Linked DNA regions of Mus musculus: all the other regions are linked to region 1. A link is a loop called in an ENCODE intact Hi-C map of the cell type or tissue named here. Cell type or tissue: left cerebral cortex. All regions are shown on one strand.

What was found. A loop is a pair of places that touch in the nucleus more often than their neighbours do. Peaks named below come from ENCODE experiments on the same cell type or tissue, not always from the same donor. Only the 100,000 strongest peaks of a DNase experiment are listed, where the experiment ranks them.
Region 2: a loop joins it to region 1, with 2.0 times the contacts of the local background. A loop is called at or near these places in 4 of 42 quality-filtered maps.
Region 3: it touches region 1 in a loop (2.1-fold over the local background); 4 of 42 quality-filtered maps call a loop at or near these places.

The regions. Positions count from the first base shown.
Region 1 is chr4:104,647,877-104,652,876 of GRCm38, forward strand. All of the region lies in intron 7 of Dab1 (disabled 1), which reads left to right. Among named protein-coding and RNA genes, the nearest start is that of C8b, 120 kb to the right of the region's middle. In left cerebral cortex, no CTCF peak of the experiment used is centred here; DNase peaks (open chromatin) are centred at 2,665 and 4,062; H3K27ac peaks cover 1,533 bases.
Region 2 is chr4:104,458,135-104,463,134 of GRCm38, forward strand. The region is part of intron 4 of Dab1 (disabled 1); the gene reads left to right. Among named protein-coding and RNA genes, the nearest start is that of C8b, 310 kb to the right of the region's middle. In left cerebral cortex, a CTCF peak has its summit at 2,909; DNase peaks (open chromatin) are centred at 331, 815, 3,090 and 3,360; H3K27ac peaks cover 1,645 bases.
Region 3 is chr4:104,449,489-104,454,488 of GRCm38, forward strand. All of the region lies in intron 4 of Dab1 (disabled 1), which reads left to right. Among named protein-coding and RNA genes, the nearest start is that of C8b, 310 kb to the right of the region's middle. In left cerebral cortex, CTCF peaks have their summits at 2,990 and 3,233; a DNase peak (open chromatin) is centred at 3,264; H3K27ac peaks cover 2,393 bases.

The DNA of each region.
Region 1 (5,000 bases):
GCATTTGTCATAGAAGATACAGTACTGAGAGAGTCATGGAGTCTTGTGTCAGAGTTCCAGAGAACAACTGAGGCAGGCAATATGTGGCAGAGTCAGGGTGGCCTTAGGAGTCCATTATTGAAGCTGTGAAGGGAAAGCTGTCTCCAGAATGTTGAGGATACCAGCACCTTAGGTCATATGTATGATGAGGAACACTGCACGGAAGGTCATGGAGCTGGTCCTGGAGAGAAGCTATGGATATTGCACTCAAGTCTTTCAGAGGTCACGTGATTCCATCATCATCCCCAGAGGCTGGGCCTGGAGCTTCAAACTTTAACATTTGACCAAATGAATTTTATCCTTGCTTTGGCCTGATGTTTTCTTGCTACGCTCCAATTCTTCCTTTTGTGAGTGGGAAAATGTATTCTTACAATTGTGTATTAGAAGTAAGTAGTCCTCTATTTTAGTGTTCTAGGGTTCCTAGTTAAGAGATTGCTTTGAATCTCCGACGAGATATTGGACTTTTGAACAAGTCTATGCCTGTTTAAAGACTGGGGATTCTCAAAGTCAGAATGCATGTATTTCCCACCATGAGATGGCCAAGGCCATAGTGGACAGAGGGTGACGTGTTGTGCTTTAGAAGTGAAATGTCTCCCACAGTTCAGTTTCTGGACACTTACTTGGCCACCTGCTGTTTGGGGGTGTGTTGTGGAACCTTTACGGTGGAGCCTTACTAGAGGAAGTGTGTCACTTGGGATGGACCTTAAGGTTTGTAAGTCCCCACTTCCTGTTCACTATCTGCTTCCTGACTACAGGCATGTGTAGTGTAATGTGGTGCAGTGTAATGTGGTGCAGTGTAATGTGGTGCAGTGTAATGTGGTGCAGTGTAATGTGTAATGTGGTGCAGTGTAATGTGGTGCAGTGTAATGTGGTGCAGTGTAATGTGGTGCAGTGTAATGATGTGTTGTGTAATGTGGTGCAGTGTAATGTGGTGTAGTGTAATGTGGTGCAGTGTAATGTGGTGCAGTGTAATGTGGTGTAGTGTAATGTGGTGCAGTGTAATGTGGTGCAGTGTAATGTGGTGTAGTGTAATGTGGTGCAGTGTAATGTGGTGCAGTGTAATGTGGTGCAGTGTAATGTGGTACAGTGTAATGTGGTGCAGTGTAATGTGGTGTAGTGTAATGTGGTGCAGTGTAATGTGCTGTAGTGTAATGTGGTGCAGTGTAATGTGGTGTAGTGTAATGTGGTGCAGTGTAATGTGGTGTTGTGTAGCATGAGGAACTGCCTCCAGTTTCTGCTCTGTCTTCCCTATCAGAGCGAATGCTGCCTCCTCAAATTGTAAGGCAGAACAAGTCAGGACATTAAGAAAAATAATATACTTGATCACCACTCTTAAATTTGCTTCCCTTTCATCTTTCAACCTCCTGCCCTCCATTTCCTCATGGCTTATCCTGTCAGCCCTCCTCTGGATCATCCTCTTGCCATGTGGCCCTTTTGTAACACCTTCTGGGCTCATTGAAATCTATTCTTCAACTATCAAGCACCAGACATCTCCTTACTAGACAGTCACCACATGGAACTAGGCTCTGAGATCAAATCTGTAGATGTTCTAGTCTGCAGTATAAAATTAAACTGTAGTCCATGTAACCTATGCAAATTCTGTCATGTTATTTATAATATATAATACCATGAGAATGTTGTAGAAATAGATGTTACAATGCATTGTTTCAGGACTAAGACAAAAAAAAAATCTATACTGTTGGAGATGGATTTTGGTCCTGTTAGTTGAACCCATTGGTGTGGAAGTCCTGTTGTGCTTTCCTTTTGCACTTTGGGACAAATCCCAAAGCACTTGAGGTGGTGTGCAGAGTGCTGGGGCCCTGGCACCTGTCTGCCTCCAGTCTCAGCTTAATCCTGAACTTCACTGTTAAGTCCACTCCCCGCCCCCAGCCACCCACCCCCTGCTGATCATTTATTTTAATATCTTACCCACTAACTAATGTGAACATTTAGCTCTTTGCTCCCATGACTCCATGCCCAGCAAAGAGAGGCTGAGAATAACTAAAAATAGTGCCACTTGGTCCATTTTCTCTAGAAAGACCCAGTGTGGGGTGTCTGAAAGCCAATCATCACAATGATGGCCCCCATCTCCTCTCTGTGTGTTCTGCCACCTCAAGGCCTGAGATGCCTCCTCCTTTTAGCCTCTGTCAGCTTCCTGGGCTGAAACTTCCTTGACCTTGGCACCAACCAAAAATAACTGAGCCCAGTTTCTAGGAGGCACCAAGTGCCTTCTGGCCTCGTATAGCACGTGCAATTGGAAATCTACATCTCCAGAGAAATGAACTATTCAAGAGATGAAAACATCTTTTCGATTTAGAATAGGCGACAGAGAAGCCCTGAACTCTGCATCCTCATGATACCCTATACTTTGTGTCATCGACCTCCACTGGAAGCAGGAAAAGCTATGAAAAGAGAAAGCAGGCTTGACGGTGAAAATGGCTGGGCAGGCGCTGGCGGCAAGAAAAATCCACATGCTGTAATTATAGATTTTTTGTTTGTTTTAAATCCTGGTGCTCAATCTGTGAGCTCAGTTTAATAATAAAATACTAGAATTATGCATGCAAGTGCAAATTTGGTATCATGTCAGTCAAGCCCAAACACTATTTACGGGATGGAATCATTACAGTGCATTAATATAATGAAGAGGCAGTGTGGCCCGGTTCTGTACGATCTTCAAGCATTACCGCAAGATGCTTGTTGGAGCCCTCCTCAGGAGTTTGAGTTTGAGCCATCTTTATATCACATGGGCTTTGTTGTTGAAAGAACACAGTTCTTATCCTGCTTTTACCAATGTATGTAGCAACTGCTGCTGCTGACTTCAAGGAGGACAGGAGAGAGGAATAGCTGAAGCTGGGTATCCATTACTGAAGCCAAGGCCCTCCATCCACTCCTGTATGCAGCATCCTGCTCCTGCCAAGCTCATGCCTCATTGGCACTGCATTGGCTCTGTGTGCTGCTGCTACAAAAAAATGAGGAGCTCACTGAAAGCATAGGCTCTTGTTTGTCTCTGACTTAGGTGGCAGTATAGCATAGTGACTCATTTAATGTCATTAGTTTTGTTTGTTTTGCTTTTGAGATAAAGTATTACTAGGTAGCCCAAGCTGGCCTGGAACTTCCTATGTGTCCAGGCTTGCTTCAGGCTCAGTCCTCTGGCCTCACTGTAACGTTTGACCTCGGTGATAAACTTGGTAGGCTCTCGAATCACCTTGGAAACAAGCCTTGAGGATGTTTGTAAGGGGTTGTCTAGATGGAGTTGCTGGGTGGCCTAGTGAGGTAGGAGGGACCATCTTCACTGTAGATGGGATTGTGCCATGACTAGGGGTCCTAGACTAAATGAAAAGGAGCAAGGGATCTGGGCGCAAGCATTCAGCATTTTCTGCCTCCTGACTGAACTGCAGTGGGACCAGCTGGACTCCCCTCTTATGGCACACTTTCTTCATTATGAAAGCATGTGTTCCCTAGAACTGTAAGCCAGAACAAACCCTTCCTTCTTTCCTTAAATTGCTTTCTGTCTGCTGTTTCACCCTAGTCCTAGGCTCAGAAATGTGCACTGTGGTGAAGGTCTTGCCATTGCAATTTTAAGCAAAATATCTCAAACCATACAACCAAGAATCAACTCTAGCCATATTACATAGCATCTTGGTGTTTTTATGCTGCTAATTCGCTTTTCTGTACCTCTGTTTCCTTCTCTGTAAGCTATGTTAATTTGATAGTACCAATGCTTAGCTTGTAGAGTATGGACTAAGTAAATAGAGCCCTAGAAATGCTCCTGGCTCAGAGGAAGTGCCCCATGGATGCTTCCTGCAGTCCTTCTCTCTGCCCCACCCCCTCGCCCCCAGTCCCTAGGATCGTATTGTGTTAAGATACTGTGACTAAGCAGTGTGTGAAATGCGCAGAAGCAGCAACAAGCAGCACAGCTCTGATCCAACAGTACACATTGCTCATCTGAACCCATAGTTTTCTTTTTATGACAGTGGCTGTGCCAAAATCCAGGCCTCTCCTTTGTTGGAAGTTGAGCCTGCTCAGAGACGATTGGACCTGGTTCAGAATAGCTATCGAGAGAGACAAAGAGGTTTGCACATCAAGGACCAAAGTCAAGCCTTTGCGAATGTGCAAAACCGAGAATTGATGCAGAAGTCATTATTAACTCACACATTTAACAGGATGTTTGCCTTTCAACAAAGGGTGACTAATTAATGTAGCAGTTGATTATGTGGCTCCCTTAATTTGTTACTGGTTTTTAAATACCAAAATAATTGCATCACCAAAGGAGGACAGTTGCTAGAAAGTCAGTTTACAAAAGAGAACCAGAAAGGGTTGTCTGTTGGTTCCAAGTCCTTTTTGGGCATAGCTTCGCATTTTGCTCTGACTTGGCCGCAGTTCACAAGTCTCAGGAGTAGACATCATACCCAGTGCCTCGCAATGGTGGGAATCCTAAAGGTCTCTGACACAGTGAGCTGGTGTGGAGGAGCTGTGGGATCAGAGTGCTTGAGTTCAAATCCTGACTGCCACTGTCCAGCCCTGGAAATGCCTACCTATGGGAAAGCTGTAAGGATTAACTTCCCGACATAGGAGAAGCACTAAAAATACTTAATATAATTAATAATCATCACGTAGCTTCTGAATTTCTCTCCAGCCTCATTTCCTGGCATTTTCCACTCTGACCCCTATTTCCTGAGCATCTCAGACCCTCCTGCTGTTACCTATCTCTGAGCACTTCCTGTCCCCCACTGTAGCTTGCCAAGTAACCATTATCCTTTAAATCTTAGCCAGATTTCTGAAGCTTCCCTTTCTCTTCCAGGCAGAATTAGACACTCCTTCCCTGTGACACTTTAACCCTTGAAAATACTGTGTCACTGATTTTAAGTATTATTCCCTCGTGTCTTAGCACCTCTGTAATCAGGGTTCACTTGGTAGCCTGTCTGCTCTTCTCAATGGCATACAGCTTATCCATTATTCTT
Region 2 (5,000 bases), 190 kb before region 1:
TAGAAATAGAGATAGTTTATTAAGAATGAAGACACTCTGGAGTATGGGAGTGGGCTAGTGAGCTGGGAAGAGGTATACAGATACTGGTCTACAAATCCTGTGGCCCTTGTGTAGATTATTTACGTAGTTCCTATTGTCTCTTGTGTTGATAGTCTGTGGAGTTTTTGCACTTGTAGCTTTGGGTTACCAGTCTTTCTCAGTCAACTGGCTTCTTTCATCTGTTAATCTTGATGTCACTCTCTCTGCATCCCACTCTCCCTCTGCAGCAGGGCCTCTCCACAACTTAATCTGTCAAGCAGCATCTCCTCGCTTCTGCCACGCTCTGTTGCTGGAAATGAAGCATGAGGTTACCCACACCTGGGGAGATTACCAAAGTTGTGAATGCCACTAGGTGAGGGTCACCATATGCCATTTTATAGGCTGACTACAGCAGCATGTATTAGCTATCTGGGTATCAGCTGTCCTTATGTAGGTTGCTGTTATAGACCGTCTGTTAAGCAAAGAGAGTCAGGAGAATGTTTGGCTCCCAATAGAACCCAGAGTTCCTCCAAAGGGTTCTTACTGAGCTAGAGTTGGGTTTGGCCTACCTTCAAATTTTAAAGTGGGGGAGGTTAAGCCTTTTTCTTGATTTTGAGATATTCAAGCAGAAGCTACAAGGCCACCCGAGAGCTTGTGGGCTGCTGAGCTCTGACTGACCCTCTGGCCATTTTACTACTGCCAATGAAACTGCCTGAGGAGCTGCCAACGAGACAGATGCTGCTGCTGGAGAAACACCCTCTGCAGCCTGGCATTTGTCCGGTAATTGCTCTCCAAGAGAGAATAAACTCTTCACTTGAGGGGGAAGGTGGATGGCGCCTGATTGTCAAGTGTAGGAGTGATTTAGAACAAGCCCTGCAAATAAAATGTAAAAGATTTCATTAAAAAAGCAGAAGACATTTGTATGGGTCTAAAGTTTGGCTGCTTAAAAATCCACTGACTCAAGCCGTGCTCAGTTCCCAGGCACAGACTAACATGCAGTAAATTGAATTATGGGCCAACAACCTCACACTGCCTTTCTTCTTACTTGTGAAGTCATATTTCTTTTTGCAGCAGTCAGAGGCAGTATTTCCTTCTGCCTTATAGTCTGATAATCCAGAAATGCTGACTTCGGGCTGGGTGCAGTGCATGCCACCCCTCCTGTGAGGGATTCTAATGCTTTTTCCCTCATAGTTTTTATGTTTTGAATCTTTCAATGGAGAGAGTAGCATTTTTCTTATAAAGTTGTAATAAATAGTAAAATAAAAAACCCCAGGAATAAAAATCTCCCACTTAATAACTATTGTCTCAATTACTTCTACTTAGATCAGTAATGGTCAAAGAGCTTTAAACCCCCTCCACCCAGATGGGAAAGATAAAGCCTGTGAAGTCGAGGGTGTTTCCTAAGGATCACTTGATACGTAAACTTGCTACCTACTACCTACCCACCAAGCACACCTCGCTGGGGCGTATGCTCTTCCTGCAGTGGATGGAGTGGGGATTGGTGGGCTAGTACAGACACAGAAACGCTGCATGGAACGTGGACTGCAGAATAAGAGGTTGAAATATGGAGTGTAAGTGGTAGAAAGGACACTGGGCAGCTGTGTTAAGTCATGTGACAGCTGAGCGCAAGAACCAGAAGATGAGGGGACAGGAGTGAGAAGCACACTGGCAAAGGCCTTGCCAGAGGAAGAAGACCATGGTGGGCACTCCACAGCTCCTTTGTGAGGATACTGCTTTTATTCAGAGGAGACTTTTTTTCTTTAACTGAATTGTGGCATCTGGCTAGAAAGGGCTACTGTGTTTCTCTAATAATAAAGATTATTAAATTGTTAATAATGGATTTTCAAGGGGCCAGTATATTGTAAATTGTTTACACAGCTGGTCAACCAAGGTCAGCCTTCCTTCCCTCTCCTCTCGCTCAACCCCAAGTCTACTGAGCATTAGCTGTCAACATAGGAATTGGGGAGGAGAGATAGTCGTGGTTGAATTATGCTTTCTAATTTATGAAATAAATATGCTGATAACCACTGATTGAGGACTGCCGGATGTTGGTAAATGGTAGTGGATTTGTATACTTGAATGCTGATGCCCCTCACATCTTAAGAGGTGGGATCCACCCCTTCCATCCATTCATCTGTCTGTCTATCCATCCATCTATCCACCTATCCACCCATCTACCCTTCCACCCATCCATCTATCCATCCATCCATCCACCCATCCATTCATGCATCCATCGATCCACCCTCCCATCCACCTATCTACCTTCTCATCCACCCATCTACCCTCCTATCCATTCATCCATTCATCCATTCATCCATCCATCCACCCATCCATCCATCCACCATACCATCTATCCACCTTCTTTTTTTTTTTAAAGATTTATTTATTTATTATATGTAAGTACACTGTAGCTGTCTTTAGACACTCCAGAAGAGGGAGTCAGATCTTGTTACGGATGGTTGTGAGCCACCATGTGGATGCTGGGATTTGAACTCCAGACCTTCGGAAGAGCAGTCGGGTGCTCTTACCCACTGAGCCATCTCACCAGCCCTCTATCCACCCTCTTATCTACCCACCTATTCATCCATCCACCCATCTCCCCATCCATCCTTCCATCCATCCACCCTCCCAGCTATCCATCCACCCATCCATTTCCAAAACGGAGCCAACTTACCCTTTTAGTTCAATAGCCATGATGCTGCAGTCCCATGATAATATTAGAGACTCCACTAAAATGTTTCACTTTCTTTTAAAATAAAAAAGATAGTAGCAAACTGTAAGGGATGGAGATTGCGTTCGTCACCATGCACAGGTGATTAGAGGGTGTCTTTTTCAGTATTTTTTATGAAGGGAGAAGCCTTGGGGGACCAGAAGTTGCAATGCAGAACCTCCAGGAGGCTCGAAGGAGTTGCGGTTAGTGGTTCAAAGCACTTGCTGAATACTGACATGGACCCAGACCGCCATCATTTCCCAACTGTACTGTGAGGTCTCGTTCTCTTTTGGCTTCACCCCACACTTGCACTGAGTATCATTTCCACAGAAACAGCAAGTGCCTAAAAACTGGGGCACCACATTCTTAATTTTAGCACCCCATCTGCTCTGAGTAATGACAAACAGAGATGCACAAAACCATCTTTTCAGAGAGCCTCACCCCAGGATTCCTGAGCAAATGCAGCCCCCCCACCCCCATGAAAGCTAGTACTCTCTATGCCCTACCCTGATACCATGGCCCTGTGGACAGTGCAGTTTAGCTTGGAAGTAGCACCTTACAACCTCAGATAATGAGCAAGTGGAAAGGCAGGTGGGAAGCCATTGGGTTGGAGTTTGCACACTGTATAGCTGCCCAGCAGCTACTTCAGCAACTAGTGAGCTTGGGAGGTTTGGCTCTCATTCCCCTGCACGCTTGGAATGGGGGCTGGTTTCCATTCATTGCAGTGCGCGCTTCCCTCCAGTTTCCTGTGTGAGCTGAGGTTTTAATAAAGCCATCGTATGACCCTGGATCTAACAACAACTAAATTGATCCTAAGTGCATTACTGCGTGTCCTGGTGATGTTCCCCGTGGCACGGAGTGTGTGATGCCACACTACCTTTGGCTGAGTTCATTACCAGAAAGGAGCGTCTGAATTATTACAGGCGGCATCTGCTTAGGTAAAGTTATATGTCCCTCTTTGAGTCTCAGCCTCCCTCTTGTGTGAAATGAAAGACACAGGTCATAAACTCCCTGGGCTCTGGATTCAGTTGTTTGAGTTTCCCTGGTTAAAGGCTGGGGAGTTGTTGAGAGAATTAGAGGAGATCACCGGTGGAAACAAGTACTTGTAAATATTATTTACTTTCATCTTCATGAAGAGGGACAGTGGGGCCAGGGCCACTTTGCATACTCATCCCAAGAATATTAATACCATAAGAAAATTTAACATTCAGATTTCAAAAAAGCTAGAAATTAGTAAAGACTTGGGCCAGAAATTAAGGGCAACCTCACCTATGCATGGCCCTGTTGTTTTCTTACAACCATTTGTTTCACAGTCATACTGAGAAGGATGCATACGCATGCATGCTCTCTGTCTATCTGTCTGTCTGTCTGTCTGTCTGTCTGTTTCTGTCTTTCTCTTTGTGTCTCTCTGTATCTCTCTCTCTCCCTCCCTGTCTGTCTCTGTTTCTTTCTCTTTCTTTCTGTCTCTGTCTGTCTCTCTGTCTCTCTCATACACACACACACACACACACACACACACACACACACACACACACCAGCAGCAGCAGCAGCAGCAGCAACACTAGCACTGACCCAGTCAGTGTGAGATGAAGTTGGCTTGTGTTGAAATGGCCACGGATGACCTTGGCTTGAGTGTAGAGTCTGTTGGAAATGAAAGGTGTAGACAGTTCATGCCATAAAGCATCCAGGTGACACTTAGCTTACCCAATGAGTCTAGCTGAATATTCATGTATTGGGAGCAACATCTAATGTTTTAAACTAGTGTTAATCAAGAGAGCTGGTTTTCCTCTGCTTTACCACGTAGGCAGGGATCTCCCAGGTCATTCCCAGGCAGCCACAGACACCAAGATGTCTGAGTACTTTTTCTTGATCAATCTTGCAGTTTGACCTTTGAGCCCAGACCTCAGTTTCTATTGGGCCTTTGATGCAGATACCCCAGATAAGAACTGCTTCGCTGTCTCTTCCTTGGGGTGGGTGTCTCCCCTCAGGGCCACCAACCTCCCATGGGGTGAGAGCCCTTCTGTCCCGTGATGTCAGGAGGACAGCAGCAGCCTGGAAAGCCATGTTTTCTGGTACTGTCCATCGTAGTTGTGGAGCCAACCCATCAGCAGCTCAGTACTGTGAGCTCCCAGACGACAGAGATTCTGGTCCACAGCGTCCTTCTAACACTGTCCTGGAGTTTGCTGAGAGATGTCACTTTGTCCCTGAGTTTCTTATCTGTGGCACCAACGTGATTTTAATACAGAGTATCACGTTTAACCTTTGAGATCAT
Region 3 (5,000 bases), 200 kb before region 1:
GATGGGTTCACAGCAATGCATCACCAGGAAATCGTGAATGCAGTGCATGGGCATCATAGGTCGGAGTTGCCCAAGGTAGCACATCCGTGATACAATCTGGGAATGCCAAGACACATGAGGTCTATCCTCAGTCAAGATGTCGTTCACTTGGTCCTCACACCAAATCTTGAGGAGAAAGGTAGCTTCTTTAATAAGTAGAAAAAAGAAAGCTCAGAAACAGAAGCCAAGCTCTAAGGTGCAGGACTAGGTGTTGGTCCTTGTAAGGATTTCTCCTCCCCATCCTTAGACTCACAGAGCAGCCAGACCTTCCCATGGCAGCCTGGACCATGGTCTGAGAATCAGAGATGAGTTGTATGGAACTCAGAAAGGGGAACACAGGTTTTTCCTCTTGCCTGCCTGCCTTCTGCCACCAGGCTTGTACAGGCTGGACCTAGAGGCAGGTGGGTGACTGGACTCCGAGAACCAGCTCCTAGAAGGTGGCTGACAGTGAGGATTGCTGAGTGTGAAGTGTTGGCTCTGAAGGATGACCAGAGGTTAGTGAGCACAGGAAGGGAAGGGCTGCCCTTGGGAGGGACTTGAGTAGGGGAGAGAGGCAGAGCAGGAAGACAGATATGGCCTTGGAGGTGGCTTACCATGGGACAGGGAGGCAGAGAGACTTCGGCTTTTCAATGCATCCTCTTTCTTCCTCTTTGTCCCCTTCTCCAATACAGACCATTAATTGAATGTTTCTTTATAGATCCCAAGACCCACATTACTATTACCTACTTTTGATCCCATACAATGCAGGAGGGGGCGTCTCTTGGTTTTATCGACTGCTTCCACTTCTTTATCTGATTTCACGTAATTAGAAAATAAACAGATAAAATGATACCTTCATTGCTAATGAATGATTCATGCCCTCCCCCACCCCCTTGTCTTTTGTCATAAGAGGAAGCCTAGCAGGTCTGTCTTAAATGAGGATATCTGTAGATGAGAGAAAAATGTGAGCGATTAACTCCAAATTGAGTGGATTGTGAATTCTGAAGAGTCTGAGGGGTCCTCTGTAATAAAGTTTAGATTGGTTCACTTAACGGTTCACCTGGCTCGGGTGGAGCCCACATTCACAGCATATGAATGCTATTGACCTGTTAATTTGAAATGTTCTAATCTGCATAAAAATGGATTGTATTAATTGTTTCACATTAACCAGGTCTGATTGTAATGTCTGATTGAATTAGGCTGAGTTTTTTCTGTCCGCCTCTTCCGCTGTTCCATCCGCTCCACACACACATAACTTCCCCCTCCCTGCCAATCACGAGGACTGGAGGGGCTGCATCGCTCTGATATTGCAGAAACACGCCATGCTTTTACAAATATAAACAGCCATCAGCTCTGTGTGTCTGCACTGCGTGACATGGCTCTCCAGATGGTCCTTGTTTCTGATTACCCCCAGTCACATTTCTCTCCCCAACTGCACTGGTTTACAACCTTTTTCAGAATCTTGATTAATAACGTATACACCTTAAACCAACTCGTGCTTCAAAAAAGCCATGGAATGGAAAAGAAATTGATGCTTTAAAAATGTAGTTCTTAACGATCCTAGCAGCATACAGCCAGATCTGTGGTGGTCTATACCCTGCTAAGTCTTAAGGTTTAAATTCATGGTTGAATTTGATCCTGCTCTGGGAGAGGCTGAATTCTGGGCCCTGGAGATGTGGCTTACGTATATGAAACGCCAGCCACAATGCTAGTCAACACAGAGAGGGAGGCTTTCTGCTGCATAGGGACTCTACTTTAGCTGTGTAGTGGTATCTACAGAGAAGGAGAATGCCTTCCAGAAAGTACTGGTTTTATTTTGTCCCCACCCCCATCATTTCTGGATGCTCAGGCTATGCACTTGTCTCCCATATCTGTCCATGACTCAGATAATCCTAACCTGTGAAGCCTTTCTTCCCTGCATCCATGTGTAAGCCTCTCTGAGTATCTCATCATAGGCCAGAAAGCATTGTATTTATCTTTCTACTTATTTCCGTGAAGTGGGGCAAAGAGTCAGTTATCTATAAGAAGTCAAGGCTTCAGAGAGAAACTTAGGGGGAATCTGGTCCTATTTCTTAGGCCTTGGCTATTCAGCCTGTGATCCAGTGTCACCTGGGAAATGGGGTAGACACAAACAATCTCAGCAGGATCAGAACAGAATGTGAGGGTTAAAAGCCCAAGCAGGGAGGGGCGAGGGGAGGAGGAAAAGAGACACAGAGACACAAGAGACACCTAGACACACGTACACACCTGCAGAGACAGACAGAGACAGACACAGACCCAGACCACAGATGCATACAGAGAGGCAGAAAATAAGTTGGGAAGCACTGGACTAACTAATTTGGCTTTGGAATCACTGGAGGATCTTTATAACCCCTTGGGTTGCCCCTCATAGAGGTGCTAATTCTACTGGTTGGGGGCCCTTTCAAAGCAATCCTGAGGGAGCCTGGTTGAGAGGGCCTCCTGGCAGCTGGCTGAAGTGCCACTATGCCCCTCACACTCATCTTGCTCTATTGTCATTTTCACTTATGTCCCCACTTAAACATTTATGTACTTTTTTTTATCCTGCGACTTTAATAAAACCTCTCTGCATAATCATTCTTGAACGTGAATGGCAATGAGTCGCTGCAGTTGCTTTAACGCCGATTTTGATGATGAAATTGGAACACATTTATGGAAAATCACAATCAATAGTTTGAAGAGCAGAGTCATAGAAATGGCAGAAAAATGATTCAGAAAGTTGTTAGTTGAGTGAGGTAAAAGCTGATGGAATAAATCAGGTGGTTTGCACAGAGATAAGTTAGGCAAGGAGAAGACATAGCTTGATCTCCCTTAATACGAGAGACACTTACAGGTCCCCCTCCCTCTGAGCCCTAGGCTACACAGCTGTGACATTTGTATGGCTACTCTATCACAGTACGATTATCAAATGCATTAATGAAAGTACAGTGTTCATTTAGATCAGGTACTGGACTGCCGTGTCCCCTGTAGGTACTGCACATTGAGGACTTAGTGAGCATCATGGGTAATATAGAAATCACACCATGGGAGGTGGAATGTGTTAGTGTGAATGACTGAAAAAAGAGAGGATGTAGCGAGGACATACATAATTGCTTTTTTTTTTCCCTCAGAATGGTGACCAATGTGTGGAAAGACTGGAGCTGTGCTGTGCTTCGCCACAGGACAGCTCAGAGGCCAGTGGGATTCAGGGAGGCAGGCTTTGGCTGATGTAGGAAAGACTTCGTGCCAGAGAGAGCTGTCCAATAATAGAACCGGCTGCCTGGGGAGATGGGGAGAGCGAGCGAGCTCTCTATCTTTGGAAATGTTCTAGCAGAGCCTGGATAGCCATCTGTTGTGGGTATTGTGGAAAGATTCCTGCATTTGATAGATGAATAGAATTGTGTTGTTGATAATAGTAGTAAATGTGTCTACTATGTGCTCTTTGCAGACACACTGCCGGGTACTTAGTCAGGCAAGTTTGTCTCCCTTGTCACCTTTCACCCAGGAAAGCCATGCTGGGATGGGGGCTGTCACTCCATTTGTGTAGATGAAAAGGATTCAGGGTGAGAGTTTGAACCCTAGGTTTTCTGACTCCAGGGCAATTTGTCCACCAGTTGTGTCTGCTTTTGACAATCTTATCCATTGCAGATTCCACGATGGATTTCATATATATTCGTTTACTGCATTCAAGGTGTCCCGTAGGCAAGCCAGGTAGGTGTAAAAGGCACTGAAGGAGATGAATAGGAAGTTCAGGGAGCTGAGAACAGTGGTCAGGTATCAGAGGGAGACTTGAACATCCTTGGCCATTGGATGAGAGGAACGGAGTTGGGGCTTATTTTTGTGAATGCGGAATATGGCATTGTGAGAAGTTTAGTGAGTTCCTATAAATTGTTTCCTTTTGTATAAGGTAGAGATGGAAACAATTCCTTAAAGGGTTTTGAGATTAAGTGAGATTTCATGCAGAGCATGCTCATAAGTACCTAGGAGCCTTTGATGTAGACAGTGGCCATTGACTTGCTGAGACTCCCAAGGTAGTGATTGTGGAGGCAGGAGACTGTAAACTCTGACTCCTATTTTCGAGGAGGAAGGGGGAAGCTGCTACTGCATATTGGAAGATAGGGCTTTTATTTGTTTGCTTCTTTCTTTGTTTTTGGTGTGTGTGTGTAATGTGTACTGTGTAATACGGAATATGTAGCATGTAGTATCATAAACTGTTTGGTGCATTCACAGTCCTATGTTGATTCACATGTTCCTCTGTGTGTGTGTGTGGTGTGTGTGTGTGTGTGTGTGTGTGTGTGTGTGTGTGTGTGTGTGGTGTGTGTGTGTGTGTGGTGTGTGCACGCACACGTGCGTGTGTAGAAGCCATTGCAGGGTATAGGGAGCCTTCTTCCATTGCTGTGTCCTTGTTCTCTTGATGCAGGGCCGTCCCCTCACTGGTGCTCACTATTTTGCCTAAGTTGATTGGGTAAAGAGCCCTTGAAATCTGCCTGTCTCATGCCCCCAGCTTTTTTTATATGGGTACAAGGGTCTTCCAGTCAGGTCCTTGTGCTTGCAGAACATGTGTTCTTATCCTCTAGGCTGTCTTCCTACTCTCATAAGGTAAGCTTATAGCCTCAGTATAAGGTTCTTTAAATGCCTTATCTTCATGGAAACTGTGTAAGAGCAATGTCGACCCTGGAGTCTTGAAACAGTGCCTGAAGGTATGCATTTGTTCCTGAGCCATATCTGGGTGCCAGTGCCGCCTGGCTGTGTGCCCTCCTGTACCATTCCTTTGTATGCCTCAGTTTGATCAACTGTAAGATGGGAATGCTTGTTTATCTTCCTTAGACCCATTTACGTAATAAGAAGTCGGCTCACTGTTTAAATTCGTATCATTGATAACCATTAGATTCTCTAGCCTAAATTAACACTAGTGCTTTTCCAACTGCTCCTTCAGGATTGATTCTACCTTGTCTATCACACCGAACAGAGTCAGTGTGAAGGAG